2 separate regions of the Mus musculus genome follow, and region 1 is linked to region 2. The links are chromatin loops, found by intact Hi-C in ENCODE. Cell type or tissue: left cerebral cortex. All regions are shown on one strand. Each heading gives the region's core, and the rest is flanking DNA. Links, peaks and the distances in the headings are about the cores only.

What was found. A loop is a pair of places that touch in the nucleus more often than their neighbours do. Peaks named below come from ENCODE experiments on the same cell type or tissue, not always from the same donor. Only the 100,000 strongest peaks of a DNase experiment are listed, where the experiment ranks them.
Region 1: it touches region 2 in a loop (4-fold over the local background); 2 of 42 quality-filtered maps call a loop at or near these places.

The regions. Positions count from the first base shown.
Region 1 is chr4:148,358,493-148,364,696 of GRCm38, forward strand. No RefSeq gene overlaps it. Among named protein-coding and RNA genes, the nearest start is that of Disp3, 74 kb to the left of the region's middle. In left cerebral cortex, for the core only: no CTCF peak of the experiment used is centred there; a DNase peak (open chromatin) is centred at 2,615; H3K27ac peaks cover 669 bases.
Region 2 is chr4:148,294,986-148,301,189 of GRCm38, forward strand. No RefSeq gene overlaps it. Among named protein-coding and RNA genes, the nearest start is that of Disp3, 10 kb to the left of the region's middle. In left cerebral cortex, for the core only: a CTCF peak has its summit at 2,976; DNase peaks (open chromatin) are centred at 2,880, 3,640, 3,871 and 4,738; H3K27ac peaks cover 616 bases.

The DNA of each region.
Region 1 (6,204 bases), core at 507-5,506, 63 kb after region 2:
AATGAAGTCTCCCTTAGTCTGGAGAGATCAGAGGAGAAAGTGAGAATCAGAAAGGGGTGGGACCTCATGCATATCCTCTGTTCCACGAAGGTAAGGGGACTGAGCTCGCTGGGCAGTGGTGGTGCAGGCCTTAATGCCAGCACTCCGGAGGTAAAGATCTCTGTGAGTTCGAGGCCAGCCTGATCTACAAATGAGAATTCCAGGGAGAAAAGAAACAGAGAGGTGAGAGGGGGAAGAAGAGGGGAAAGAAGGGGAAGAAGAGGGGGAAGAAGAGAGGAGAGGGGGAGGAGGGGAGGAGGGGGCAGGGAGGAAAGGAGGGGGAGAAGGGGGAAGAGGAGAACAGGAAGAAGACAGAGCAAAGAGCTTGAGTCATCTGCCTGAAATCACACGCAGTCAAAAATTATTAACTCCGAACCCCCAAGCTGGGCTGACGTGGGTACCAACTGGAATATACCATCACAGTGGGGTCCCTTCAAGCTCTTGGTACTAAGGCAGGGACAGGGACACTGGAGAAAGAGACTCCTGAAGCTACTTATTGAACCCAACAGATGGGAACGAGCAGGTGAGATGGAGGGACACAGGCAGGCACAGAGCAGGAGGCAGAGAGGGGCATGGGATGGAGACCTCACCTGGAAGTCTCCATGACATTTCCCATCAGCCCTGTGAGCCCTCTGCAGGGACAGCACATTCTCTGAGAACAGCATCCTATGACTGGCTGGTGGAGGGCTGGAGAGATGGCTCAGTGGCTCAGAACCCTGCTCACTCTTCCAGAGGACCTACATTTGATTCCCAGAAACCACACAATGGCTCTAACTCCAGTACTAGAGGATCTAACGCCCTTAAACACAAGGCACACACAGGATGAACACCCATCCACGTAAAATAGAAAATAAAATATTTTTAAAAGGTGACCTACCAGTAAAATGAACCGAGTGGTTTCATCCTTCATGGGAGCCTCAGACCACCAGGACTCCTGAGTTACTCCAGCACCATCTTTTGGTCACAACAGACTTGAGTTGACACCTGATTCTACTCCTGTCTGTAACTGGAAGCACTTGATTGACAGTGTTCTGAGCCTCAGTTTCCCTTTTTTTCTTTTCATCCAGTTATTTTGTCACAGCATCAAGTAACACAGGGTGTAACCCTGAGGGAAACACCCTGCTTCACAGAGGGAGAAGCTACGGGAGGCTTCCATCATGGACTTCCATCATGGGCGACCTTGACTGAACTCATGTTGTGAGGCTTGGCGGCAAGGTCCCTTACCCACTGAGCCCCCTCTTCCACACAGACACTCACCTTCTCTGCTTTCTGGTTGCTACAATGTCCACAGCTCTGCTCCACCAGTCACCTTCCCACCAGGATGGATTGAAACCTCTAAACTGTAGTGAGGAGGAGGAGGAGGAGGAGGAGGAGGGAGGGAGGGAGGGAGGGAGGAAGAAGAGAAGGGAGGAGAAGGGGCGAGGAGGCAAATGAGGAAGAGGAGAAAGAGGAGTGGAAGAAAAGAGAAGGGAATTGCAGCCCCAGTGGGTTGAATTACAGCTTTGTGTAATGGCTTCTTGTCTCAAGGCTAATTTCATTGACTCCCTCCAATGGCCCCTCGACCTTAGAGCCCGGCTTCTAGCTGAGCCATGCTCATGTATAGTGCACCAGCATCCCTTCATCACGCCCTTCTCAGTTTGTAGTTGCAGAATTAGTTATTTATACTGAAAAATGGGCAAAGGAGAAGCCAGGAATAGGTTGTGCGTGCCTGTGGCCCCAACACTTGTGATGCTGAGACAGGAGGGTTTCTAGTTTGACACAAGTCTGGGCTAGATAGTAAGATGCTATCTCAGAAAGCATCTTGGCAGTTGGAGAGATGGTTCAGTGGTTAGGAACATGTGTTGCTCTTGCAGAGGCTACCTGAGTTTGGCGCCTAGCACCCACATAATTCCATCCAAAATTCCAGTTCCTGGTGACACCCTCTCTGAATTCCGCAGGCAGCAGGCACATGTAGAGCATACATACATACATACATACATACATACATACATACATACATGCAGTTATAACACCCATATACACAAACTAAACTAAACTAAACTAAACTAAAATAAAATAAAATAAAATAAAATAAAATAAAATAAAATATAAAGTCAGGGAGTTGAGGGCTTAAAGACACCAAGAGATACCCCCATAGTATGTGACAGCCATCCTATTTTCTCCTCTGGTTGATTAAGTCAATGACTCTGGTAATATGGTGACTCTTTCCTGGCATTCCGGCCTTTGGTATCAAATAAATGGCCAGGTGGCAGGCACAGTTTACAGTTTAATGAGAGATTCACTCCGTAGCCTGGTGAAAGCACCCCTGTCTGGCAGCCAGAGGAGACCTTAACGTGCGTCTAAGATGTTAAGAACAGTATTCAGCACTGGGTGACAATAATTCATCTGTGTGTGGCTGTGTCCTCAGCCCTCCGTGCTCATGAAGCGTCACCCCGAAGCTCTCTCTATCAGGCTGAACCTGGCTCCACAGCTCCCAAGCCCCACGTGAAAGCTATTTTTCAAACACTGCATAATTTTCTACTCCAGATGGCAGGGCCTTGTTCCAGAACCCTGGGGATCCGTGTTGCCACTCTTCTCTTGGTGCTTGCCATAAATTCAGAGCGTCTTTTTCCACCACAGATCCATCTGTCACCCAGATCTGCTGAGTCACATGATCTGAGCTGCCGGACTGCTAGTCCTCAGTCTGGAGCTGCTGTAGAACCCTCTCTGCCTGGGGCCATCTCAAAGAGGCCAGTCCTCCGTGTCATCTGGTAAAATGGCGTGGATCCAGGAGCCATTGGCAGGTGTGTGGTATCTTGCTCATGGGAACCCCAGAGGCCTGTCTGATGGGAGTTTCCTTCTGATGTGTGAGAGGTATGAGGTGAAGTGGATTTGGAGCCACTCAGGAGACACACCTCTGGGTATGGGCAGGGGGTGGGGGGCCTCCAGAATTTTGAGGCAGGAAGACCCATGTCAGATATAGACATCGGCAGCAGCATCCTGTGGTCTTAGGTTCTAAGTAAAAAGCGATGGGGAAAAGTGAACTACAGACGCAGTGTGACCAGCTGCCTCAGGCTCCTGCTGCCACCCTTCCTCCCTGGTGTACTGTATCCCCTTGAACTGTGAGCCAAAATTAACTAGCCCCTTCCTTCTTTCCCTTCTTCTTTCATCCCTCCCTTCCTCCCTTCCTTTCTTTCTTCCTTCCTTCCTTCCTTCCTTCCTTCCTTCCTTCCCTCCCTCCCTCCTTTCTTCCTTCTCTTTCTCTTTCCCTGTCTCCTTCTCTTCCTCCCTTCCTTCCTCCCCTCCTTCCCTTCCCCCTCCCTCCCCTTTTTCCCCTCTCCTTCCTTCCTTCCCTCCCTCCTTCCTTCTTTCCTTTCTTCCTTCCCTCCCATCCTTCCCTTCCTCCTGTCTTCCTTCCTCCCTCCCTCTCTCCTTCCTTCTCTCCCTCTTTCCCTGTCTCCTTCTCTTCCTCCCTTCCTTCCCTCCATCCCCTCCCATCCCCTCCCATCCCCTCCTTCTTTCCCCTCCCCTCTCTCCACCTTCCTCCTCCCTTACAAACCTCCCTCTCTCCCTCTTTCTTTCTCCCCTCTCTCCCCCTCCCCCTTCCCTCCCTCCTCCCCTCTTCCTCTCTTCATTGCTTGTGTCAGGCATTTTGCCACAGCAAGGAATAACTAACCCTTCACACATTGCCAGATGCTGCAGCTGAGAACCAGTCTCACGTTCCTCTGTGACACAAGATGGCAAAGTCAGGATGCACATAAGACAGATCTGTGCATGGATACATCCTAACATGGTGTCTTTTCCCACCCTAGTTTGTTGGCCCCTTGTGAACTGCTCCAGATCACTCATGACAGAGATAATGGAGCGTTTGCTAGATCAGGAGACAGATGTGTGTGTTCCTGGGTGGATGGTGGTGTCTGAGATGCCGTGTGCACTGCCGCTGCCTCCATATCTGCCCATGCCCCGCATCCATGGACATCCATTCACATTCTAGAACACACCTGGAGAGCTTTGCAGGAACTGAACCCGAGAACTGATAGCTCAAGGTCTGCCACCCATACATCTTGGGCTTTAATGGTGATGTTCATTTCTGCCACCCCCACCCCCACCCCCAACCCCAACCCCAACCCCAACCCCAACCCCAACCCCACAGGGAGGTGACACAGGTTGGTGTTGCCTGACAGACGTTTTCCTGAGGGTACTCCAGAAAGGGAACCCACAACAGTCCAAAGCAATGACCCTACCACAAGTCAACTTGGTGAGCCAACAGTATTCTGGGGTTCCTGGCAGGGGAATGGCTCAGAGGTGGCTGACAGGAACAGGGATGAGTTGGAAGCCCACTCCACATGGGTGACAACTTGCAAGGCAGCCCCAAATCTGAGAAACCCTCTCAGATCTACCCAAAGTCTCCTTCCCCACCCAGCCTACTTTGCCTATGAAGCTGGTGGAGGAGGGGATGGAGAGGAAAGGAGGGGGATGGGGAAGAGAGAATCTTTCCAGTTTCTGAATTTCCATCCTCTTGTTTACCCCTGGAGCCTCAAGAGCCTCTCCTCCCTCCTGAAGAGACTGTTTCAAGTCAGAGAAATCAACCATAAAACAATTGGTTTGGTTTGGTTTGAGCTGGGCCTGGCTGACACCATATCCCAGGGTCCATGAACTCTGTGGAGACACACATGCTCAGAGCTTGAGCAGTGTGGTTTCTCTCTTCGGGCTCCCATCTGCCGCTCTTCCAACTGGATGATGACCAGCAGATCCTTGCGTGACTTGGACCCTGCACCCAACAGCCTCAGAGAAGTCTGGTTATCTGTTCTTTAATGGGGTACAGTGATCCCAGTAAGTGGTGGTAGGTCTCTTTGGAAATAAATACCTGGGGGTGTCACTCTAGCTCAGGAAACAACCACGGCCTTTTCTTGAGACAGTGTCTGTCTTCCATCTCTGATTCTCCTTTGAATTCCTCTGGTTGTGTACATTGCATAGTACCCTTGTTGGCTGCTCCCCTCTCTTGCCCTAGGAACAGCAGGTAACCATTTGCAGAGCCTTCTGCAGACTCCCCATCTGCCACTTGACCTTATTCAGAACAGTAAATTTTCCCACCATGCTCGTGATTTCAAGTTCCACCAAGGGATGGCATTATCTCAGGCTCCCCTCTGCCCTGTCGCTACTGGGGAAACCAATTCAGTCACAGAATCTCTTATGGCCAGCCTTGACTTCTAGAGGTCAGCCACCACGGAACTTCTGAACCACGCTGTCGAGCCTCTTACCAGCACACGAGAAATGCACCATCCTCTCCTCCTTCCCTGGAGTCCATTAGCAGTTGGAGGTTCTGACATTTCTTGCTCACTGAGTGAGCCCTGCCTGGCTTTTTCCAAGTTCCCATGTGTCATCTTAGCAGCGGGTGAGCATCCTTCCTGGCATCCTTGCCAGGATGTGGAGTCCTGTATCCTGGGAAGATGCTCGCTTCTCATGCAACTCTCCTTCTCCAACTTCACGCTACATTGCCTTTGACCTTAGGACCCTTGTGATCTGGCCCCAGGCACACTCTTCAGATCTCTGACAGTCACTACAGCCTCCTTGGCACACCATCTGTTTTGTGAACCCTTCCTGTGGAGATGCTGAACAAGTCTCTGCTCCCCGCAGGCTGACCACCAATGAAAGATCAAAGTAGCAATTGCTCCAAAGTTCAACTTGGAGAATCAATGAGTTCATCAGACTCACTTAAGGCCATGAACAAGGGCTACATACAGGAGTATGGGCGACGCCAAAGCAGTTGCATCACTGAGAAGTCTCGCCCAGGCATAGATGAACCTTCCACGGTCTATGCTAGCACCTCCAAGATCTCACGGCTATAAACCATTTGGGGAAAATTATATATAGCTGGGAAGAATGGCCAGAATCCCAGACGAGGATCTCCTGAGCCCACCCCCCCCAATCTGTCCAATGAAGGAGTGTCAACAGACCTGACTTAAAGGTTTCTTGAGTGTTGTCACAGCTACTGTACTGGCTGGTTTTGTGTCAACTTGACACAGGCTGGAGTTGTCACAGAGAAAGGAGTCTCCCTTGAGGAAATGCCTCCATGCTGTAAGGCAGTTTCTCAATTAGTGATCAAGGGAGGAGGGCCCATTGTAGGTGGTGCCATCTCCTAGGCTGGTAGTCCTGGGTTCTATAAGAAAGCAAGCTGAGCAAGCC
Region 2 (6,204 bases), core at 551-5,550:
TAGGGAGCCAAGGGGCAGGACTAAAGGCTGTAGACACACCACAGCACTGGCTTCCTCTGGCACAGGCTTCCAGGTCATCTAACCTCTTCAAGCGAACAGCAAGACCAAGGCCCTGGACAGGTGTTTGTTTCCTGGCATTGCTGCCCTTTTGGCCAGCTCTCTTTTGCATCCTTCCTGGCATCTCTGAGTCCTCATTTTGTATCTGGGCACGTTGGGGGACAGCTGCTCTTGTTGGCAACCCAAGCCACATCTGGCAGATGTGTCTGCAGGATGCAGAAGGAATGTGTGAGTAGCCTCTGTGTGTGTGTGTGTGTGTGTGTGTGTGTGTGTGAGTGTGTGTGTGAGAGAGTGTGTGAGTGTGTGTGAGAGAGTGTGTGTGAGTGTGTGTGTGAGCGGCCTAGCCAAAGCTGCTGCTGGCTGTACCTGAAAAATTAGTTTGATGATTTTCCCCTCTTATTTTCTTTTCTCTCTCCTCCCTCTCTTCTTCTTTCTCCTCTTTTTTGTCTCTTCCTGTGTTCCCACACTCCCTGACCTCTTCCTTTTATACTGGTTCCAGTAATCCACCACCATCTTCCTTCTTCTTCCCATGACCCCAAGGGAATAATTATCTTCCTTTTAGGGAGATAAATGTAATGGAGAAGTCACTGTTTGCAAGGCCCAGTGAGTTCAAGCCCAGCCCAGGGCTTTCTGCTCTCCCAAGAGGTGGGGGATGGTAGCACCACAGTCCTGTGGACTAGAAGACCAGAGCTGGTGAGACACTCTCGTTGTTGGGAGGCTGTGTTTCCTTTGATGCTTTGAGCTGATATCATCACCCAGCCTAGACTGTGAGTCTCTGAACCCCAGTTCCCCACCCCCACTCCCAGCCAGCCTAGGGCAGTGAAATTTATCAGATACAAAGCCAGAGACGCAGAAATGGAGTCAGAAACAAATACTATTCCATGGGGACCCAGGTGCCGAGGACTTTTCTTCCCTAGAGACTGTGCGACTGTGGTCAGGATATGTGGTCTGTGGCTCAGACCACAGCACTTAGTACTCAGTGAACTTGATGGCTGCATTGCTCACTGGAGGCTGTTATCAGTATTGCCTTGCCTCTCTGAGTTCACCTTCAAGCTACCCCATGAAACAGCTGTAGCTGCTCATGGCAGCCATGCCTGTGACGCCAGAACTCAGGAGGCTGAGGCAGGAGGACCTTATGTCCTAGGCTAGCCTTGGCTACATATTGACGTGCTGTCTTTTAAAACAACAAACATACTGAGCTGTGGTGGTGCACGTCTTTAATTCCAGCACGAGGGATAAGAGGCAGGTGAATCTCCGAGAGTTTGAGACCAGTCTGGTCTATCTGGTCTACAGAGTGAGTTCCAGGGCAGCCAAAGCTACACAGAGAAACTATGTCTAAAAAAGAAAAGTAAGTAAATGAAATACAAATGGAACAACAAACATACAAGTGGTTGGTAAAGACAAGCAAGGTTACCTGCGCGCTATGTGGGGTGCATGGCAGACCCTAGGCATCGCCACTGCTGCCTCACAGATGTAGGGGGCAGTGGTACAGCAGCAGTGGACTTAGGACAAAACCCCAACTGCCCAGGGACATCGCCTCAGGACCTGTTTCACAGTCAGCTGTTTGTTCTCAGTGTCCATCTGTCTGTTTAGTAGGGTTTTTAAAAAGTCCTCGAAAGCAAATCTTGATGTGTGCATTACATCGTCTCACAGAGGAGGTGTAGGGTCAGCACTCAAGCCCTGGAGTCGGAAGACTTGAGTTCAAATCTCACTTCTTCCAGTTACTTGCTGTGTGACTTTAGGCAAATTATTAAACCATTCTGTGCATCAATTTCCCCATCTGTAAAGGGTCTCATAGCGGTGCCTTCTGACGAAGGCTGTGCAAAGGGTGTGGGAGATAGAAGCATGATTAGTAAATGTTGCCCCACATTGTATTTACTCCCTTAACAATCTTGGAAGGTTTTCTAGAAAGGGTGACAGAGTCAGACATGGGACCTGTAATTACAGCACTTAGGAAACGGAGGCGGGAAGATTAGAGGTTCAAGGTCAGCCATGACTACGTAGCAAGTTTCAGGCCAGCTTGGGCTACATCTGACCTTGTCTCGAAAAATAAACTTATCATCATCACTACCACCACCAAACCAAAAGAGTTAACTATGAACTTGAGTCACCAGACCAAGGTCACACAGTTAATAGATAGCAAAACTGTTGGAATGCAGGATTTGAAGCCAGGTTTGACTGGTCCCCAGGCCCGTGCCTTTCACACAGCAGCCACACACCAGGCAGCGTGCACAGGACAGAGTCCGTGGCTCCTCTAGGGCTGCGCCAGCCCCTCGCTTCCAGTCACCCTATCTTCCTGGCTGCTCACTTATCCACTGTATCATTCATTTAAACTCCACTCCCCCTTACTTAACTGCAGCAGCTCCCTCGGGTCCTCCCACCTGCCGAGCCTGCTTACCTTTCAGGTCCCACGGGCTCTACAGAACCCTGAGCCCAACCCTTGTTTGCCATCTGGACCTGGTATGAGGAGTTGTGAGAGCCAGGAGAGTTCCCTTCCCCCATCCTCTGATGGTGGTGGTGGTGGGGTCTATGTTCCAGAGGCTCCATGCCCCACACTGCCTGGCCCTCAAGGTCCCTCTCTTCCTCTATGACCTCCCTCTGATCCTATAATATGCCACTGGCTTGTCCTCTGTATCGCTCTCCAGGCCCCTGTCATACACACTGCTCAGGCTCCTGGGTGTTCCTGCTGGGCTTGCGTTCCTTCCGCCACCTGAAATGCCCTTCTCCTTCCTCACTGCCAGGAGAGTCATCCATCCTTGGGCCAGCTCATCCTGTCATCGGAGAATCCACCCCCATCCTCCCGCACCTTTTCTCTCCAGAGTGCCACCCCACCCCCTCCTGGCTCCCAGAACAAATTCACACATCTATTTCTGCACTTATCCCAGCCTGACTTGCGTTCTATATGGAGGCTGTTCCCTAAGTGTGAGGACTCCTAAATTACTGCAGGGGGCCACTTCCCAGGCAAGGGTTCCAGGAAGGTTTAGGGGGACCTTGGGCAGCAGCAGATCCTGGAGCTGTGGATCCCACAGTCAGGTTAGATGACCCCACCACCACTGCTCTCCTCACCTCAGAGATGAGTTGATGGACATGCCGTGAAGTTAAGACTGTCCTATGATTACAGGCCTTTTGTGGAGTACCACAGACCTGAGCTCATACTGTCTCATCCCTACAAGGCTCCAAAACCGTGGTGCAGTGCTGGGCTGGGTCACACCAGTCTCCAGCTCTCACTGGTCAGTTAGCGCCACAGCAGTGCTGCGTCAAGAATCCATTAATGCATTGGACAAGAAGTTGCTGTTTGCCTCATTGCTCTAAGACTGGTCGGGAGCTCTCTTGTGGGCCATGAGTCAGGCCACCTCTGCAATGGGGGTCCTTGAAGGGTCCAAGGGTAATTCTATGTCCCTCTTCTCACTAAGTTAGGGGAGCATAGCAGGCCAATGGAGACCCATAAATAGGACCTTTCCTAGGGCTGGAGACATGGCTCCGAGGTTAAAAGCACCCAGTACTGTTGCTGAAGACAATTCAAAGCTGAGTTCCTGGTGCCCACACTTAGCAGCTCTCAGCCACTTGTAACTACAGCTCTGCCCGAGGGGAGGTAGGCTCCACCCAGCTGTGGCCTTGGCAAGGGTGAGAATGTAAAGTTCCACTTCAAGAGACCCAAGAACAGAGACCAGAAATGCAATCTTTCAGGCTGCACCTATGCCTCCATTCCCACTTACAGATGAAACTGATAGCTAGATGTTCCTTTAAAGCCACTAGACAAGTTCCCCAGTTTTCTCCCATTTCAACTACTACCTACAGAGTCTTTGGCTCATTCTCACACTCCCCATTGGAAGCCGAGCCAGGCTGGCTGGAAATCAGCAGATCAGTGAAGAGAGAACGCCCTAACCTCAGCAGTGCTTCCTTGAGTGGGGACACGGGTGCCTGCTCACTTCTGAAGAGGCAGAGAGCTGGGACCACGGGCCATTACCACACTACCTTGTGGCACTGTCTGCTGTCCAAATTCTGGGAGGTTTGAGGACCTTTCAAAGCCTCGAGTTGGGCTGACAAGTGACTCAGCAGATAAAGGCACTTGCTGCCAAACTCGATGATTGGAGTTCGATTTCTGGGACCCAAATGTCGAAAGAAAGAACCAACCTTCACAAGCTGTCCTATGACCTCGTGTGCAATGTGCATGCCCAAGCTTGCACATAAACACACATACATTCTCACACACATGTACACACACACAGACATGCACGCACGTACACACACACACACACACACACACATGTACATGCACACACGCACATGTACATGCACACACACACATGTACATGCACACACACACGCACACACACACGTACATGCACACACGCACACACACACACACGTACATGCACACACGCACACACACACAGAGGCAGTAAGCTTAAAAAAGCTTTACCTGACGTTCTCCTAGCACCATTGCTCAGTGTGGCCTGAGAAACTGTGGGGATTTTATTTTTACCTTCCTATATCTGTTTACCTTCTGTTTAAAAGATATCTATTTTTACTTTTAATTATGTGTTTGTGTATGTTTCTGTGTGGGTTTGTGTACACAAGTCCAGGTGCCCAGGGAAACCAGAGAAGTTGAATCTCCTTGTGAAGGTTTATACATGCTCAGCCCAGGAAGTGGCGCTGTCAGAAGGCGTGGTCCTGTTGGAGTAGGTGTGTCACTGTGGGCGTGGGCTTAAGATCCTCACCCTAGCTGCCTGGAAGCCAGTCTTCTACTAGCAGCCTTCAGACGAAGATGTAGAACTCTCAGCTCTGCCTGCACCATACCTGCCTGGATGCTGCTATGCTCCTGCCTTGATGATACTGGACTGACCCTCTGAACCTGTAAGTCAGCCCCAAATATATGTTGTCCTTTATAAGACAACATATATGTAAATGTCCTTTATAGCTTGGTCATTGTTTTCCATTCACAGCAGTAAAACCCTAACTAACACACTTCTGGAACATGAGTTACAAGCAGTTGTGACCTTCCCGATGTGGATTCTGTGAACTGAACCCAAGGGTCCTCTGGAAGAGCGCTGAGTGATTTTAGCCACTGAGCCATCCTGCCAGGGCCACATCCACCCGATTTTGATAGCAAATGACTACCACCCGTTTCCCTCACACTTGGTTTGGATGGAGACATGCATTTGGGAGTCAGGGTAAGCCAACCAGAGTAGTCCATTATCCCCCTGACCACTGTGTGTGGTGCATGGCCGTTATGGCCTGGTGGCCATTTTAGTAATCGACCCTAATGTTGTCATCAATTACTCGGCCCTCAGTTTTCCAGGAGGACATGAGATTTTTCCTAACCACAGTATTGGTTCTAAGAATACGGGCACCTGGAACCGAGTGGCTGAGAAAGACACAGTTTGAGGTGCCGGATCAAGCTACGCCTAGAGTCTTGGTTCTACATTTGAGCTTTTCTTTGTCACTTACAACTGACAGGGTCTGATTAAATAAACTTGAAACCCAGTGTCCTGGGAGAGGTGAACAAAACCCAGGTCACTCCAGATAGGGTGCCAACAACAGACCAGAGAAAGAATCCCACCCAAGCCTAGATTGGAGACCCAGTGAGTTTATTGGGTTTGCTTACGGGAACTTATAATATTGTTAGTGATTCCAGATCAGCCACATCTCCAAAGTGTCTCACCCCAGCATGGATGGCAGTCTCTCCATAGCTGCATAGATAGGGCGCCTCCATCTCGATGAGGGTCTCCTGCAGGGAGTCTCAGCTGCTCAGAGTAAGATGGTAGTGTCTGCCATGCCTGGGGGACTGTAGTCCACAATGATATCATCATAAAAATTTGAACAACCAGAGCCAAGCCAGAGTGCTTAGAATCATAAATTTGTTGTGTTCCAGAGATAAAGGCCAGAGCGATTAAACCTATTTGGGGGGGAACCTGGGAAGAGCTTTAGCTGTGCATGTGGAGAGCCAAACTTGCCCTACTGCTGTTATTGCCGGGGCAGACTATCATCCCCTTGCACACAGTTGGTGCTCAGTAAGTGCATGGATTGACTGACATGCCCTATAGGCAGCTTGGGCAGGAAGAATCCTAGGCAGAGTGACAGTGGGATTTTGGGGAAGAGCCGGCAGAAAGCGAGATGTCGATTATCAGCCTAAGGGCTGGCTTT